Regions from separate parts of the Mus musculus genome. Here regions 2 and 3 are each linked to region 1. A link is a contact called in ENCODE Hi-C or POLR2A ChIA-PET data. All regions are on one chromosome and are shown on one strand. Each heading gives the region's core, a stretch centred on a gene start or an enhancer-like site at or near the end of the contact. The rest is flanking DNA. Distances are from core to core; before and after follow the strand shown.

Region 1 (3,859 bases), core at 596-3,095:
GTGCCTAAAATAATGATAATAATAATAATAATAACAGTGATAATTAAAATACCCCATCATGAATCAGCCTCAGCCTTACGTAGAAAGCTGGCATTTCCAGTTGTGAGATTATCCCCAAACAGAAAGATTTCCCTTGCATAACGTAGTGGACAAGCCAGCACCCGCCCCCCGCCCCCCCCCCCATGGCAAGAAACCTTAGTAAAGCCCAGATAGGCCCAGCCAGAGGCACACCTGCACTTCTCCGTTAAAATCACCCCGTAAATGTGAAGCACTCCCATGTCCTGTGCTTTCCTTGCCTCTGGGACAGCTCTTCTGTTCAGTATGTACTTTGATTTCTAGTCACCTATTTTGAAGGCAGGCTGGCCTCACAGGGAGTCCTCGTGCAGCAGCATCCCTGCACTAGACTACAGGAATATGCCACTGTGCCCAGGCTGTCGCTATCTCTGTATCTTTTTGTTTGTTTGTTTGTTTTTGTTTTTTTTCGAGACAGGGTTTCTCTGTATAGCCCTGGCTATCCTGGAACTCACTTTGTAGACCAGGCTGGCCTCGAACTCAGAAATCCGCCTGTCTCTGCCTCCCAAGTGCTGGGATTAAAGGCATGCACCACCACTGCCAGCTCACTATCTCTGTCTCTGTACCTTTAAAGACACTTTCTCTACAAGTGTTCCCTAGCTCCAAATCCATGGGGAGGCGGGGGGCAGGGCTCAACTGGTTCGGTTTTCATGGGGTCAGTACAGTTAGGAAAATCAAAACACATACACCACACACAGCTATACCATTAACGGAAGGCTAAAGTCATTTTTCTCAGGGGTGCCTAGGGCAAGGGTTATCTGACTCTCCTCCTACAGAGCTTCCAGAAAGGGAATGTCAACAGTTGTCCACTAAACAAGATGATTAATCATCTCTTTCAAGAACACCCTTTGTCCCTTGTCTTTAACAAATGCAGAATAATGTCAACTTCACCATATTCCACGACCATTCCCTTTGTACAGATGACCACACTGAGACCAGAAAAGCTACTCTACCAACCCAAGGTCACACAGCCAGAAAGTGCTAGGATGAGAGTCAGTCTTTCATGCACTTTCAGGCAGTCCCATTCCCTGCAAGAACCACCAATGACTATTCCAGCTTCTCTATGCCTTCCAATATCTGAAGCTCTCTCCTCTTCCTCACTCAGCTCCGTCCTTGACCGCCATCATCCCAGACTTACAAAACCAAAAGCAAAAAGCTATACTATATCAAAGTATTTGGAAATATTTACGAAGCACCCAGTGGATCTTTAAAAAAATCACGCAGCCCTGGTGGTAAACTCAGACGGCAAAGGAAGTGACAAGTATCAGAACGCCAAGAGGCGAGCTAAACCCAGTAGGAATTAGTAGGAAGTAAGATAAACCGGAGAGGCAGCCCGACTGCAGCAAGCCCAAGGCAGACCAGTCTCACCTCGCTTTACAGTAACGGCCTTACGGGAAAAACCAAGGGCTACGGGCAGAAGAGGGCGGGGTGCCTATTTTTATCCCTGGGTTAGAGCAGGAAAGCTTAGAGGTACTTGTCAGGTAGCTACCACAAGTCACGCAGCAGAACCTCCCAGCCGGCGATAACCTGGGGGAAAGGGTGCGGCCTTTCGGAGAGGCCCGTCTCTGTAGCCCCGCCCCTCTTCGCGCCTCCACCTGTCCGCAGAGAGAGAGAGGGTTGCGATTGGCTGGATCCGCTACGGAGGCGGAACCCCAGCAGCCGGCGCGCGCGCCCGAGGAAGGCGTTGACCAGAGTAGAGAGGGAAGGGGCGTGGCCCCGCGCGGAAAGCCGTTGGCAGCCGGGTCCCACCCCGGATGTGCTGCGTCACGGAGCGGGCCGCAGCGATTGGCCGGTGTCGTGCGGCGCATCGGGAGGGGCGGAAGGTTCTGGAGGGCTGGCGGGATCTGGAAGCTTCCGCCGGACGGGTATATAGAGTCCGGGACGGGGCAGCAGCGGAGCCGGAGGCGGCGACAGCTGGGCGGCGGTGGCCATGGGCAAGGACTACTATCAGACGCTGGGCCTGGCCCGCGGCGCGTCCGACGACGAGATCAAGCGAGCCTACCGCCGCCAGGCGCTGCGCTACCACCCGGACAAGAACAAGGAGCCCGGCGCTGAGGAGAAGTTCAAGGAGATCGCCGAGGCCTACGACGTGCTCAGCGACCCGCGCAAGCGCGAGATTTTCGACCGCTATGGAGAGGAAGGTACGTGTGCGCGCGGCCGGGGTGACCCGCCGTTTGACAGGCGGGGAAACCGAGGCACTCGGAGCCTCTCCAAGACCTCGGCCGGGGACAGGCATTCCGGGGATCTAGCGGCGGCGCCGCCTCCTTCACCCTCTGATCCGCGGCCTCAGACAGGAGGAGGAGCTCTGGGCGCGCCGCTGGCACAGAAGCTTCTAGCACGTCTGCCGCAGCCCCTCCCGGTCGGTCGCCTGCACAGCGCCGGAATGGTGCAGATGGAGGGCGGCGGTCGCGATGGGAATGAAAATTGCCCGAGTATTGATTCTCTTTCCTAGCCGCAAGCTCAGTGTTCGCTCACCCAGGGTTGAGCCTTTTTGGTAACAGTGCGTAGGAGCTTCTCTGTAAGATGGTAACAGCATAGCTGGGAGGATGGAGCAGTCACGTAAACCTGGTCGCACCGAGATCTAGAGGCCTTACTACCGAATATGTTGTCAGGAAGTAAAACGGAGTAGTGTGTTTCTTGCTCCTATTGCCATTGGGAGTTAAAAGACTTGAGATTCGTCCTTGACTAACAAGCTTTTTAATATATACATAAAATCCCTCCCGCTATAGTTCCTGTGGCCTTTTTACTAAGAGCAAAACTTGTTGAGCAGAGTGCGGGGGCTCACACCTCCACATGGGAAACCGAATTAGGAACGCTGTGAATTTGCTTCAAATCAGAGCTACAGGGTAATAAGCTCCTGTTTCCAAAGGAACCGGATGTTGTGACAATCCCCCCTCTGGGGTATTTGAGTCAGGAGGATTGCCTTGAGGCTACTCTGGACGAAAGTTTGTGTGTTACGTGGCATTGACAGTAATACATGCAAAAGGAACAAAATGTGACCATTTATTTGAGACAGGACCTCACTGTTGCTGGAACTTTGTTTTTCAATTTATTTGAGCGTGTGCCTCCGTGTATATGTGTATACCATTCACATGCTTCTAGAGAAGAGGGCATTAAAGGTCCCGGAACTAGAGTTAGACCATGGTCTGCTGCTATGTAGGTGTTGGAAATTGAACTTGGTTCTTCTGCCAGATGAGCCAGTGCTCTGAGCCATTTCTCCAGCACCTCATGGTGGAGCTCTGGCTTGTCTGGAACTTGCAGAGATCAGTCTGCACTTGTCTTGAGAGTGCTGGGGTTCTGAGCTCTTTGTTTCAGGGGTTTTATGTTTTATAAGTGTGTTGAAGTGTTGGGGGTGGAGGGAGGTGGGGCTGACTCTCCAGCAGTAACCCTGACTTGTGGTTTTGGTTTCCAGGCCTGAAGGGTGGTAGCCCCAGTGGAGGAAGCAGTGGTGGTGCTAATGGTACCTCTTTCAGCTACACATTCCACGGAGACCCCCATGCCATGTTTGCTGAGTTCTTCGGTGGCAGAAACCCCTTTGATACCTTTTTTGGGCAGCGCAACGGGGAAGAAGGCATGGACATTGATGACACATTCTCTAGCTTTCCAATGGGTATGGGTGGCTTCACCAACATGAACTTTGGACGTTCCCGCCCTTCTCAAGAGCCCACCCGGAAGAAGCAAGATCCTCCAGTCACCCATGACCTTCGGGTCTCCCTTGAAGAGATCTACAGCGGCTGTACCAAGAAGATGAAAATCTCCCACAAGCGGCTGAACCCTGATGGAAAGA
Region 2 (3,859 bases), core at 720-3,219, 350 kb after region 1:
CCTGGAACTCACTTTGTAGACCAGGCTGGCCTCGAACTCAGAAATCTGCCTGCCTCTGCCTCCCGAGTGCTGGGATTAAAGGCGTGCACCACCACGCCCAGCTAAGAATATATATTCTTAAATATTATATACTTAAACAATATGAGTGCAGATGCTTACAGAGACCAGAGGACGGTATCAGATCCTTTGAAGCTAGAGCGGGTTGGAAGTCAGGTCCTCTGCAAGAGCAGTATACTCTTAAAGCACTGAACCACTTCTCTAGCCCTCAAATTCCTCATCTCACAAGAATGGCCTTGAACTCCTAACCTGCCTCCTAAGTGCTGAAATTACTGGCTTACATTTTCTTTTTTTTTTTAATATTTATTTATTTATTATATGTAAGTACACTGTAGCTGTCTTCAGACACACCAGAAGAGGGAGTCAGATCTTGTTACAGATGGTTGTAAGCCACCATGTGGTTGCTGGGATTTGAACTCAGGACCTTCAGAAGAGCAGTCGGGTGCTCTTACCTGCTGAGCCATCTCACCAGCCCCTTACATTTTCAACTATAAATTTTGTGAAATATAAAAGGTCAGATACCTCTTTCAAATAAAAGTGGACAGTCCCATGCTAGGTTACAGACCTGTTTGAAATGTGAAACACATACAGGATCCCAAAGACTTCTCAATGAGTAAAAAGGTGCAGGATAGCTCATTGGTGTTTTTAGAATGGTCATATTTGAAATGATTATTTTTGTCCTATTTAGTTAAGTGTCTATTAAAAATCATATTCATTGCTTCTTGGCCTTTTTGCATTGGCCAAGTATGAAAACTAATTTACTTACTTCCCCAAACTCACTGTGTAGATCAGGCTGGCCCACAGAAGTCTGCCTACCTCTGAGTCCTGAGATTAATGGCACGCATCTACCTTTCCATTTTGTTTTAACCTTTAAAAGATGTGATTGGTAAAGGTTGTGTAAGAAGCTATGACAGGGTATAAAGAACCAGAAAGTAAGGAGAAAAGGTAAGTTTCACAGACAGCGGCAGTTAACTGGTTTGGTTTTGGATCAGGGTTTCTCTGTGTAGCCCTGGCTGTCCTAGAACTTGCTCTGCAGACCAGGCTGGCCTCGAACTCACAGGTCCACCTGCCTCTGCCTCCCGTGTGCTGGGATAAAAAGCGTGCGTCACCGAGCCCGGGCTGAAAGACAGAGTGCAGAGGCAGGATTCAAACCCTGGTCTGTCCACGAACCAGAACTCCCTTCGGACTGAGACTCGATCCTGTATCCCCTCTCATCGCTACGCCATCTTGTCTCAGGGGTGATCTAAACCTTCTCGACAGTCTCCTCGACCATGATTTTCAAAGGTAGGAACCCCTCAGGGTAGTCCCCAGAAACGCTCACCTGCTGACAGCCGCCTAAACCGCCCAGGCCACTCTCTCCTCCTTAAAGCTTTTCACTGTGAGGGTGTGCGATTTCCACAGCTCTCCAGCCCGGCGTTCCTCACGCCCACCATAATAGCCAATCACGTCTCAGAAACCCGCTTACGGCCACGCCCACGATCGATACTCAATCACTGCGAGTGCGAGTGCCGTCTTCTCAGCGCGTTTTAGTGAGAGTCGCGCGCCACCGTTCGGCCGTTGGTGGCGCTGCTCTCTGTGAGGTGCGTCTACCGGAAAAGCGGAACGAGGGGCGGGGGATGCCGGTGCGGTAACCCTTGGGATTGGACAAGAGAAGTTCCGCGCTCTAACTCCGCCCACCCCGGAGCGAGCTATTCCAGTCGGAGACTCCAGGGATTGGTTCCCGATAGACCTTTACGAAGCTAAGAGATTAACGTTCCGCCTCCTGGGGCCCGTGAAGAGGGAGCTTCTCTGATTGGTCTGAGGGTCCAGGCGCGCGCCTGAAGACGCCTCGAGATTGGCTGATGGCTCGCGCCGTCATCGGTCCTTAGCGGCGATTGGCTGGAAGGCGGAGCCGGCTATTTGAAGGGAGCGCGCTGAGCGGAGGAGCGCTTCAGAGGGAAGAGTTGGGAGACGCAGGGAGGTTTCCGTCCTGTCGTCCCCCCCTTCTTCTCTGTCGCAAGTCACTGTGAAGAAGTCTCCACAGCAGCTGCGGCTCCCGGGCGCGGTGATGGCCAAGGTGTCGGTGCTGAATGTGGCTGTGCTGGAGAACCCGAGCCCTTTCCACAGCCCCTTCCGGTTCGAGATCAGCTTCGAATGCAGTGAGGCCCTGTCTGACGGTGAGGCCGGGCCTGAGCCGGGGACCCCAGACCCTCCTGCCCTCGGGGTTTCGCCACCCCCAATCTCCCGGGGCCAACTAGATCTCCCATTAGATACGCCTCCATGGCCCAGCTCCGGTCTCTCGGTGGAGCCGGCTCTGTCCAGTGTACATTGTCTGGTGGAGGCCTCGTCACCCTTCGTCTTGCACCGCTTGTCCTTGTACGCTTTCCCTGGAGACCCGCAGCCACGCCTTTTCCCTATGGCTAGACCCCGCGTTGATGCCCTTCCTCCTAAGAAACCATCCACGTGTCCTATGGAATCCCAACCTCCAGTCCCGTCCCCCCCCCTTTTCCTTGTGGGTATCTTTTCCTACAAAGCAGCCAGACTCTTCTGTTGCCCTGTCCGCCCATGTCAAGACCTTCTTCACCCCATGGCTCCCAAAAACCCCCTCCCCAGACAACTCCAGATTTGTCCCCCACAACTCCTGCTTGCCAACCGTAACAACATGGTGTTGCCTATAAGCCTTCTTCCTTTAGGTTAGTCCCAGATCCTATGTCTGAGCTCCCTCTGAGGAGAGATGGGGGCTTCTGACTCCAGGCTTTGTAGGTAACTTGGTCTCCCCAGCTCCTGGTCTGGGTGAATGTCCTGAGGTGAGGGGTGCCACAGCCAGGCAGGCCTCTTCCAGTTTCTGAGATTTCTACTAGCTGCCAGCTAACTCAGTGCAAGGAACCCCTCATCCCTTTTGATGGGCTGACCTTGTCTGGGGAGTGGGTGGACTGACCAAACAGGGATGGGATCCAACTTCCATCAACTGGGAGGCCACGGGCTTTTGTGGATCTTTCACAGAATGACTTAATTCATCTGTGGGACATAAAGGTGGACATGGCTCTCATCACACAGATGAGAGAACAAGAGCCATAAAGAGCAAAAGACTTTCAAATAAATCCATGAACATGTAAACTGTGAAGTCACTTTGGATTCTCAGCTCCCCAGCAAAAGGCAAGTCCTGTTTTCAGAGGACCTGCTTTCAACACTCCACGAGACCATTTCTCTACTGAGTGTTGAAAGGATGTAGCAGCTGAGGAGGTGGAGCTCTGAGAGCCTAGGCTGTGGCAACTAGTGCCTCTTGGTGGCTGTTGGTGGTATTCAGTTAAGGCCAGCCACTCCTGTTCACTTGGAGCTGCTATGTGTGTGCTTGGGGTGGGTCAGTGGCTCAGCCTCTCCCTAGTTTCTTACCCCTTAAGTTTAAATGAATCTACTTATGACTAACTATAGAATAAGCTGGGTTAAATCCTTACTGGAACAAGGCAGGGTGTAAATAAATAAATAAAAGGTAGAGTAACAGTGTGGAATACGATTTATTTGGAAGCCAAGAGGAGATATAAGGAGCTGATAGATTAAGGGATTCACAGTTCCCAGATGCTGAGAGATCAGGTTTCAATCAGTCTGTTTGTGCTCCTTGCATTTAAAAATGGTTGCATGGTCATTGCCTAGTATTACTTTTATTCCTTATTTATAGAACCAGAACAGCGAGGCTAGAGTCAGCCTGTTGGTCATGTTTTAATAGGAGCAGGGTGATTTTTCCAAGTCAGCCAGATAGTAGTAGAAGCATTATCATTGAAGTTTGTCTCTGAGTTCTGAGTCCAGATTGTTTTTATTTATTTAT
Region 3 (3,859 bases), core at 547-3,046, 290 kb after region 1:
CTTTGTTCCTATTCAAGACCCACCCAAGTTCTTCCACTCTCAAACCTTTTCCTGACTTTAACCCACTCAGCAGGCAGAACAGCACCTTCCATGCACACTGAGATGGACTTTTAACCCACCCCATCCCCCACCCCACCCCACACCTCCTGCTCTAACCTCAGCACATCACATTCTCTGAAAAATCCACATCAGGGTTTATCTGCACTCCTAAGGCAGTGCTAACATTCAGCTGGACGTTGAACTTGAATAAGCTGCCGGATTCGGTATTTAGGCTGCTTTTGGGTGGATTCCCTTCCCCAAGGATCCAAGCCCAGTTTTTGCTTCTCCTCAGCCATCAATCTTAAGAGTTGCACCCATCCTTCGTAAAACGGATTCTCAGCGCGGCAGCTTCCAAGCTCTGTTCTTACCTCTCTGGATTCCGCTCCCCTGAACCCACACCCCAACCCCCGCACTGAGTTGTCTATATTGCTTAAGTGCCTGGTTTTGGCCCCGGGTTCAGCTTTATAGCCTCCCCCCACCAAAAAAAAAAAAAAAAACCAAAAAAACAAATAAACTATAAGTCTAGGCAGTGGTAGCTTTGGCTCCAGATATTTGGGCCAGGTCGACCCCCTTTCCCATCTAGAGAAGCAATCCTAGGCTTCATCTGTAGCTGGGGGGCTGAACCCAGCCTCTGGCTTCACTCACTAAGTCCAAAGCCTAGGAATCTAAGTCCGATCCGCTGCCCTACTTCTCCGAGTCCATCACCTGCAGTGTAGTTCTTACGTTGTGGAAATCTGCACCGGGCTTTTGCTCTCGCCATCAACCTAAAATTCAATTTTTTTTTTCTTCCCTACCCACCCCCTCCAAAACCAGACGCTTGAGGCGTTTATAGATACTAACCTCTCCTCCGCTCCTGCAGCCTGGTCAGCTCCAGGACCCTGTCCGGTTGCCAAGGCTCTCTCTTCTGTTTGGGGGAGGGGGGCTGTTCTCATCCCATCCTACCTACGCTCCAGTCCTGGCTTTGCGTCCCTCCCTCGTTTTTTTTTTTAATTAATTTATTTATTTATTTTTTTATTGTAGGTCTGGTCTCCCAGGGTAGCGGGATCCACACCACATCCCCTTCCTGTCGCATCACCCAGGATCCAGATACTGCTTTTACCTGCCGGCTCTGTTGCAGCCAGCGCGCGGGATCCTTCCATACCTCAGTCCAGCCCTCATTTTGTCCCTCCCCACCCCACGTCGCTGTTAGGAAGATGGGGGACAGCCTACGCTCTTGTCAGTCACTAAGCAGCACTCCCTCCGGCCCTCCTGCAATCCCGGGTGGGAGACGCTCTGGTCCAGGTCTTTTTTGTTGCCACCGCACAGGCCTGACGCATTACTCCATCTCCCTTGGAAGAATCCGGACCGAAATTTGCGTGCCTCGAGTGCATCTGGCCCTGTCGCAGCTACCTCCCCTCCCACTCCTACCCCCCCACACCGCGCCCCTCCCGTCCCTACCCTCTCTGCCAAATCCGGACCAGGTTTTGCGCAGTCCTTGCACAGCTCTCCATTTACCCCTCACCGGCTAGGCGCCTTTCTGCACAGCACGGCTGCAGAGTCCGTTCCGTTTTTTCTTGCCGCCCGTCGCACCCCACCCCCCCCCAGCCCAACTAGGGGGATCTAGCGCGTCGCCTCCCTCTGCCCACTTTTCCTTGGGGGAGGCGAGTGGAACTCCAGGCCAGGTTTCCGGGCCCTTCCTCGGGGCGCACGGGAGGGCTGCGGAGACTAGTCCCCGGCGGGTAGTCCAGGCCAGGTTTTGCGCTTGTCCGCCGCCCCCCTCCCGGAGCCGGCGGGCCCGGCAGCGCCGAGAGCAGGCGGCTTGTCATTGCTGGTGCCCCGCGCCCGCTCGCTCCGCGAGTCCTGCGGTGCCCACGGGCCCAGCCCCGCGCCCCCTGCTCCGGCCACCCCGGGGGCGCAACGCCGCCGCGCCTGCTTCCAGCTGTGTAGCTCCGGCCCCCTGCGGGCAGCGCGAGCGGTCGGCGCGGGAGCAGTCGGCGCTGCGACGCCCCCGCCCCGCCGTCTGCCGGAGACGCCCCGGCGGATGGGGCCGCGCGGGCCCAGGAGCGGCGCCGCCGGGCGGCGGGGGCCTGCGCGGCCGCCCGGGCAGCCGCGTTAACCCTTCGCCCGCTGCCGTCCGGGGGCGCTGGGAAGTCGCCTGGGCACACACGTGCCGCCTCCGTCGGGGCCGCGGAGCTGCGGGGGAGATGCGGGCAGCCGGCGCCGCCTCGGGGGGCTCCGCCTCGCCCCAGCCCCCCGAGCTCTGACGCCGCCCCCGCCCCTCCGCCTCCACGCCTCGCTCCCCGGGAGGGGCGCAGACCCGCGCGCCCGGGGCCGGGGCCGCCTCCGGAGCGCCGCGATCCGCCTTTTCTTTCCTTTTTTTTTTTTTTTTTATACTCCCCCCCCCCACCCCTTCCCTTTTAAATTTTGGTCGGTGGCGGCGGTGCTGGGCCGGAGGAAAGAAGGGACACGGAGTCCTCCCTCGCTCAGCCACCCCCTCCCCGCTTCCCCCTGGGCCGGGCTCCGGGAGATGTGCCGGGCGGGGGGCCCGGCTTCGCGGAGCCGCCGGAGGAGCGCGCACGGCCGACCCCGAAGCGCCGCTGGACAGGTGAGTGTGCGGGAGCCTCAGGCCACGCCGCACCTGGGCCAGGTGTGCGCGGCGGGAGGGGCGGGGAGCACCCTACCCCCGCCCGCCGGGGGCTTGGTGAGGGTGCGGATGGGCGGCCGCAGGGTGCCCTGCAGGGGGAGGGGACCGCTAGTGTGCCCGCGCGTGGCTGCGTGTGCCCGCGCGCGCGCCGGCCTTTGTGGGGAAGCGGCGCGGCGGTGCCTGCGTGTCCCCGGTGCGTGTGCGCGCGGGTGCTTGGCGCCCTGTTTGTGTAGGTGTCTGGGTGTGAGTGGAGAGGGTGCGTGTGCGCGCAGCGCGCGGGCCCGGGCTCCCCAGAGAAGCCATGTCGGGGGGCTGGCACCGCAGGATGCTGGGCCAGCCCCCCCCCCCCCCCGACATGGCTTGTTTTTCTCTGGGAGGCAGTGGCGCTAATGGTGGTTGGGGGTGGTATGGGGAGAGGTATGTCTGGGTGTCGAGTGAGTTTCAGCCCGGAGGGGTGCTTTGGGCAACCCTGGTGCAGTTGTGAGACATCTTCTGTTAGTGGTACCCTGTTAAGCACGGATGGAGGCTGTCAGGTTGGATCTACCGGAACGAGCTTTCTCTCCTCTTCCAGGTGTTCCTGAAATAGAGCTGTGTGGCTCAGTTGTCATCGTCCCGTTTGAGGGTCCTGGGATGAAAGTCCAGTTCGTGTGTGTGTGTGTGTGTGTGTGTGTGTGTGTGTGTGTGTGTGTGTGTGTGTGTGTGGTGGGAGGGTAGTGTGTACTTATGCAGTGGCCAGAAAATGTCCTCAAATGGCATCACTTCAGTGCACCCCAGGCACCTATGTGAAGATGGCACCCCGCCGGCAAACAGCCCCTAAGCTCACCCATCCCAATCTGTACACTTCTCGGCTAGGTTAGCTTCCAGCCCTATCCTCGCCCAGCATCTTATTACTGTACCTTCCTCATCTCCCCACCCCGCCTTCTCCTCAGCTTTGGCATCTTTGTGGATGTCCCTCCTGTCCCAATGTGAACCAGAGAGCCCCCTTCTTTCCCAGCCTCTCTGGGACCCAGAGCCGGATCTGTCTTCCCATATCCAAACATGTGGTGCGTTTGGGGGAGTTGGGGGAGGGGTTCAAGATGGCCGCCAAGATGGCTGGCAGCCTCTTTATCTCTGTCTGTCTCCCCCTCTCTCTGCTTACCCTCATGCCTCCAGTGGAGTAGGGAGGGTCAACGTGGGGAGAGAGTTGGACAGTGTAGG

What was found. Hi-C counts contacts between places; a loop is a spot of excess contacts on that map. ChIA-PET counts read pairs that join two places held with the same protein, here RNA polymerase II (POLR2A).
Region 2: POLR2A ChIA-PET joins it to region 1 with 23 read pairs in embryonic stem cell. The contact joins the promoter of Asf1b here to the promoter of Dnajb1 in region 1. POLR2A ChIA-PET finds 5 or more read pairs at or near these places in 2 of 5 experiments (Patski and embryonic stem cell).
Region 3: a loop to region 1 is called in a map of left cerebral cortex, with 4 times the contacts of the local background. The contact joins the promoter of Adgrl1 here to the promoter of Dnajb1 in region 1. A Hi-C loop is called at or near these places in 1 of 37 maps with a recorded cell type or tissue (left cerebral cortex). POLR2A ChIA-PET finds 5 or more read pairs at or near these places in 2 of 5 experiments (Patski and embryonic stem cell).

What each region holds. Positions count from the first base shown.
Region 1 is chr8:83,606,330-83,610,188 of GRCm38, forward strand. It overlaps Dnajb1 (DnaJ heat shock protein family (Hsp40) member B1), which reads left to right and starts at 1,846. Exons shown (of 3, transcript NM_018808.3): 1 at 1,846-2,213; 2 at 3,485-3,859. The coding sequence starts at 2,003. Gm42029 (a long non-coding RNA gene) reads right to left here and starts at 1,521. Exons shown (of 3, transcript XR_878996.2): 1 at 1,441-1,521.
Region 2 is chr8:83,953,725-83,957,583 of GRCm38, forward strand. It overlaps Asf1b (anti-silencing function 1B histone chaperone), which reads left to right and starts at 1,970. Exons shown (of 4, transcript NM_024184.2): 1 at 1,970-2,213. The coding sequence starts at 2,105. It overlaps Gm10644 (predicted gene 10644), which reads right to left and starts at 1,609. Exons shown (of 5, transcript NR_169070.1): 1 at 1,379-1,609.
Region 3 is chr8:83,898,302-83,902,160 of GRCm38, forward strand. It overlaps Adgrl1 (adhesion G protein-coupled receptor L1), which reads left to right and starts at 1,797. Exons shown (of 23, transcript NM_181039.2): 1 at 1,797-2,623. Gm26721 (predicted gene, 26721) reads right to left here and starts at 1,426. Exons shown (of 4, transcript NR_166528.1): 1 at 880-1,426.